Regions from separate parts of the Homo sapiens genome. Here region 1 is linked to region 2. A link is a loop called in an ENCODE intact Hi-C map of the cell type or tissue named here. Cell type or tissue: gastrocnemius medialis. All regions are shown on one strand. Links, peaks and the distances in the headings refer to the core of each region. The heading gives the core; the rest is flanking DNA. Region 1 overlaps STEAP3 (STEAP3 metalloreductase). Region 2 overlaps SCTR (secretin receptor).

What was found. Peaks named below come from ENCODE experiments on the same cell type or tissue, not always from the same donor. Only the 100,000 strongest peaks of a DNase experiment are listed, where the experiment ranks them.
Region 1: a loop joins it to region 2, with 2.5 times the contacts of the local background. A loop is called at or near these places in 10 of 110 quality-filtered maps.

What each region holds. Positions count from the first base shown.
Region 1 is chr2:119,233,429-119,236,328 of GRCh38, forward strand. All of the region lies in intron 2 of STEAP3 (STEAP3 metalloreductase), which reads left to right. Among named protein-coding and RNA genes, the nearest start is that of STEAP3, 11 kb to the left of the region's middle. RefSeq lists a silencer at 1,232-1,281. In gastrocnemius medialis, for the core only: a CTCF peak has its summit at 1,310 (motif pointing right); a DNase peak (open chromatin) is centred at 453; H3K27ac peaks cover 2,500 bases.
Region 2 is chr2:119,484,002-119,486,901 of GRCh38, forward strand. All of the region lies in intron 2 of SCTR (secretin receptor), which reads right to left. SCTR-AS1 (SCTR antisense RNA 1) reads left to right here. Exons shown (of 2, transcript NR_147847.1): 2 at 1,838-2,900. Among named protein-coding and RNA genes, the nearest start is that of SCTR-AS1, 9.0 kb to the left of the region's middle. In gastrocnemius medialis, for the core only: no CTCF peak of the experiment used is centred there; DNase peaks (open chromatin) are centred at 1,030 and 1,570; H3K27ac peaks cover 1,923 bases.

The DNA.
Region 1 (2,900 bases), core at 191-2,690, 250 kb before region 2:
GCTGCAGAAGGGATTAGAAACTCATAGTATTATTATTTCATCACCACTGAGTACAAGAGAGCCCCAGCTAGGTTCTGGGGAGAACAGCTATGACTCACAAATACTCCCCTCCCAACTCACAAATACTCCCCTTAGAATCTAGTCCTTAAATCATTCAAACCACAAAAATGTATTGAGCACTTACTGTGTGCTAGGCCCCGGTAGGTGTTAGAGGCACAGAAATGAGTTTTTTATTGGCCCCCATCCAATGAGGTGACAGACAAGAGAACCAGTGTGTGCAGCCAATGTTAATGTGACAAAAAGTGCAGAGTTAGTCCCAGAGCGTGAAGTCCTCCCTGTCCTAGGCCCAGGTGGAGGCCAGGAGCTGCTCCCCGGGCTGCCTGGACCAGACTTTTGAGCTCTTGGGACCCTGGCGAACATCAAAGCTGTTGCAAAAGTCAGAGCTCTTGCAAAAGTTGGAGCTGGCCCATGGCAGGTGGTTGAGAAGTGGCTACATGACTCTTCCCATGCAGAGCGGTTAGAGGGTGGAGGCCGATTTCCAGTATCCCTGGGAATCCAAAGAAAGAGGCCACTGAGGGGCAGGGGAGGGCCCCTCCGAGGCTTCCAGAAAAAGGCAGTGCAGCAGCTGGGCAAACCAGGATAAGGCATGCATCCCTAAGCCCAAAAATCAGGTGATGTGAGGCAGGCCGAGCTCCATGGCAGACATGCTGAGCTGCCTCTGTGTGTCTTGGCTAACTCTGCCCTTTCCTAACCCCACGGCTCACCCTGCCCAGGAGCAGGGATGAGGCCCATCCCTGATTCAGCAAATCCTGTGCCATAACAAGGGGAGGGGTGGGGGCAGCCACAGCCCACAAGACCCACCAGTCCCAGGGTTTGTGCAGCTCCAGGTCTCCCTGGAAAGCAAGAAACCACCCAGCTCCAGACGCTGAGGCTGCAGATTCAGCTGCCACTGCCTGATGGCCTCCAACCTGGCTGGATTAACTGGCCCATAGGGAGCTGGCTGCCCCCACAAGCCAGCTCCCTGGCCTCCCTGGGCAAACTAAAGCCCTCCTCCCTGGCTCCATAGCGCCCGGTCATCCCCTCATTCCAGCACTTTGCTTCTTCCTGCATTGTGTAGCTGGCCTTTCTCCTAAGAGCCTTAAAAGGGCAGGTCATCTTTGGCCACCTGCATGGCCCCGGCGCCTTGCTTCATGCTGGGTACACAGCAGGTACTCTGGGAATAACAAATAAGAGAATTTGTCAGAGGAGGTTTGGCAGGATGGACTATTGCATAGAACTGCACAGACTGTGCACTGCACGCCTCCAGAGGGCACTCTCCACAGGGATTACTATGTAAATGGCACCTCCTAAAGTTGTGCAGCATAGGGACCCTAGGGCTTGAGCATGCCCCACCCGCCTCCGCTGCTTCAAGCCCCTGGCCTTGGTGCTGACTGTTGGGCTTTCCTCTTCCCCTTCCCAACCAGCACTGACCATCATCCTTCCCATACGCTGGCGATGGGTAGTAATGAACTGTCCCAGTGAGCAGTTCTCCCAGACTGGGCTGTCAAAGCATGCTAGTGAGAGATTCCTGGATGGCAGGCAGGCCATCTGGATTCTTGCTCAGCCAGGAAACTCTGTCCTCTGGGAATATCCTCCCAGTCAGGGTGTTAGGGGGCTCCTGGATCCCCAAGATCTTCATGGTCCCCTAGAACTGCTCCTCTCCCCAGCCTGCAGTGGGCCTAATGACCCACATGTAGCCAGGGAGTGGTCCCCATGGGGTTTGTTTTATTGACTCAGCTAACAATGCCACAATGACTCTGATTGCCTTCTTCTCACCTGAGAGACCCAGCTCTGGGCAGCCAAGGGGTACGTAGGGACAGAGCATATGCATGTGACCCTCAAGATCTAGAGGAGCTCAGAGACAGCATGGATACTCGAAGCCCCCGTGAGCAGGGAGGACTTTCTGGACCAAGTGGGCTGGGAGCTGGGCCAACTGTAAAGACCCAGGGAAAAAAAAAGTCAAAACTGAGTTGCTCTTGCATGCAAGTGAGTGGTTAGTTCATTGACTCCGTCCACAGCCCTTTCCTGAGCAGCTACTGCAGTGGTTTTCAAAGTGTGGTCCCCACACCAGCAGCACCAGCAATTCTGGATGTGGAGCCCAGCAATATGTTTTCATCAGTCCTCCAGGTGACCCTGATGCAGCTCAAGTTTGACCTGATGTGTCCTAAGTGCTGGGGTTTGCAAAAGTGAGTTTTACTTAGTTCTCACCTTGAGGAGCTTGGAGTGGGGGAGAAGATAGACAGGAAAGAAAACAGTACTGTCCAGTGAGACGTATTGCTCTGGAGGGCCATGGAGGCAGAGGAGCAGTTGGTATAGGCTTGATCCTTGCAAGGGTAAGTGGCCTGGAGACCCCAGTGGCATGACTGTCCTCGGCAGGGAACCAGATGTTGGGACCAGCATCCCCTAGAGGGCTCAAGGAGCCCAGTGCCGACCCCAGTGCCCCAGTGCCCAGCCACCAGGGCTGTGGCCCTGAGCAGCAGGTCCTCCTACTCTTCCCTCCACCCCAGATCTTCTGCTCTGCTCTTCCCCCTTCTTCTTCCCACTCCCAAGTCCCAAATAGTAGCAGGTCTTTTCCTCCGATTGTCTTGGGGAGAAATGGGCATGTACCTCCAGGCCATTATCTTAGAGCACATTTTTAGAAGATTTTAAAGTAAATTTTTCCATTAGGCAGAGAACACCGTGTATTGATTTGGGTGCATCTATTTCTGCTTTACCCAGACAAAAAGATTTACAAAATATCCTAGAGAGGAATAGAATTAAAAATGAGTAAATTTAACAGGCTCAGAGCGTAGCACTTTATTTGTCTCATATAATCCTTGCCACACCTCATTAAGGTGAGGAACATCAGCCCATAGTGCAGA
Region 2 (2,900 bases), core at 265-2,764:
ACCTGTCCTGGCTCTGGCCTTCCCAGGGAGCCCTGGCAGGGAAGGGACACAGCCCAGGACTAGGGTCATCCTGGGCAGTTTTAGTTCCAGAGCAGCACAGCTCACTGCCTGACTTGGGGGTAAGCGGCATTCATTGAGATAGGGGATGGGGGAGCTTTGTCAATAGGGCCACACTTACTGAGCCACGAGGGAGGGGTCACCGCCCCAGGAGAGCCAGGGCTAGAAGGAATATACATTAGCTGTGTGGGCAGGCAGATCCAAAGCATGTGAAGAGCAGGGCTTCCCACGCCTCTGTCGTCTCTGATGGCCACCTCCGCCACCAATTGTCTGGCTGGAGGGGATGGGATGGAAGGCTGGGAAGTTTAAGTGGGGAAACAAGAGAAGACAATGCCACCACCTGGGGAGGAGGGGTTGCCTGCCCCAGTGCCCGTGGCCCAGGAGGACAGCATGGGATACCAGGTTGAGGGAGGTGGTATGGTGGAGATAGAATGGGCTTTGGACCCAAGCCTACTTTGGGTATGACACTTAACCTCTGTGAGCCTCAGTTTCCTCATCTATAAAATGGGCACAGTAATATTTCCCAGGATTTTTGAGAGAATTAAATGATATGTGGGTGCGGTGGAATACTTTCTGATCCATCAATCTCTTCTTTTTTCTTCTCCTGTTTTTTTTGTTTGTTTGTTTGTTTTTTGCCTTTTCTCTCTCCTTCCTCCTCAGATTGAAGTCACAGAGAAAGGCAGGAAAACTTCCTGGCTTAGGTTTCCAAAGGCCTCTGGGGGATGAAGAGGTATGCTGGGATAATCAAAGCACTTGGGAGAAAACAGAAAAAGAGCAAGAATTCCCAGAGACTGGGGAGAGATGGAGGGGAAGTGATGAGCTGGGACATGGAGGGTTCCAGAAGAGGTGCAAATACCCTGCTGCCCAGCCAGCCCTGAGGAGGTGGGATGGCCCAGAGGAGAAACAGCTGTGGGGGCAGGTCTAGATGGGCAGACCACACACAGCCTTGCCGAGCCCATGCCTCCCGGCAAAGCACAGGAGGGGCCAGTGGCCCAGGATAGACAGGGCTCTGCCAGTCACCACCTGTGACTAACACCATCATCAGCTGCAGGCGAGATCCCCCTGAACGTGGTGGTGCTACGTGAATCTCTAGCCACCTGGGAAAATTGCAGGGGAAGATCCAGAAATGTCTGCCATCCCAGGAGAATGCAATCAGAATTAAAGTCAGAAAACGGAGAAAGTTCTATTTTTGCCCAAAGGGGTTTATAGATAAAGATTCCTGGTCTTTATATTTGTGGAGCCCCTGGCCCTGGGCCAGGTCTGAAGCAGACCCAGCAATGTCAGCTTCCTCTGTCCTGCCCACAGGGATAGAGAGGTGGCCCCAGAGGCAGGTCTGGGTGGGTTGGGGGAGGACTGAGAGAGGGGAAAGGGCCATCTCAGAGGGCAGGACAGTGCCTGGGAGTTTGCCCTGCATTCACCTGGCATGGAGCCTCTATCCTCCAGTCCTCTATTTATAAATAAGCTCAGATGGCCTGATAAAAACCTGGGACTATTTCTGGAGCAATGTGTCAGGCTGCAGTGGCAGGGGGCCAGGAACAGCCCGGCCCCCGGGGCCATGCTGAACTGGGCCACTCACACCCCTCCATGTCCCTGGTGCTCACTTCATCGGCTGATGGGGTCACCAGGGAAGCCACAGCTCCTCTTTGTCTTGGCCTTGTGTCTGTCCTCTCCTACCTTCTGCTTCTGCCGGTGTTTGCTCTTTCCTCTGCCCGCGGACCGCCACATCCATCTCTCAGGCACTTCCACTGCTCACCCCCACTCATCCCTTTCTCCTCCCCAGAACCCACAGTGGCTTAGGACGAGCTCCTGCACAGCGGCCTGTTTCCCAATTGCATCGTGTATCTCTTTGCCTCTCTTGGCTCAGCCATGGCCCCAGCCCCAGGCCATCCAAGGGGCAGCCTGGTGAGGTTTCTTCAACTTTGCTAATGACTTGACCTACAGTCTTAAGTCAAGAAGGTGTCGCTCTCCTTTGTGATGGCTGGACGCACAGGAGCTGTGGTCAGGATGGGGCTAGAGGAGCTGAAATCCCAGGGCAACAAGGGTATTTAAAAACACATCGCAGGAGAAACAGCTAAAGAGTCTTGGAACCAGGAATCATAAGCTGTTTGATGGGATGAACTATCTTGGGAGTGATGAGGTCCCCATCACTGAAAGTATTCAAGCAGAGAGAGTCATGGAATTAGGAGACGGAAGAGCATCAGACACTGAATGAAGTCTGCACTACATGAGATGAAGAACCCTTCCAGCCCTGAGGCCGAGCAGCCACTTCTCTGGAGCAGGCTGGCCCATCTATGTCCAGGAGGCCAGCCCCAGGCTAGCTTCTGAGCACGGGGAGCTAAGTCCTTCGCCTTCCAGAGACTGCACAAAGTGTGTGCCACCTCCACAGAACCCTCCTCATCCACCCGAGAACTCTTCCTCACCTGACCTAAAGCTCTTCATTTCATACCACCTTTCAAGCGAATTAAGGATTAATTGCCAGCAGCAATCTCTGTCTTTGTTTGTTTTCTCTAATGGAAAACCTTTCTCTCGGGAGGGTAAGGTTATCAGTCATTCACAGCTCAGTTGTGCTGTGTTTGATTAGACTGGACGGCAAAGCTGAGTCCTGTTTCGGCTCTGTGCGATCCTGGGCCCCTTGGAGCCTGTTTTCTCATCTATGAAATGGGAGTAATAATAGTGCTTATTGCACAGTTGTTTTAAGAACTAAAAATTTAAATTGCCTAGAATGTTATACAAACATAAGCTGCCATATTTTGGAAAAATGAGCCAAGATCAGTGGTGCCAAGGGAAGAATGGGCAGAGGTGAGCTGTGGGCAGCCGTGGAGGATGGTCCACGGTGTGGCTGC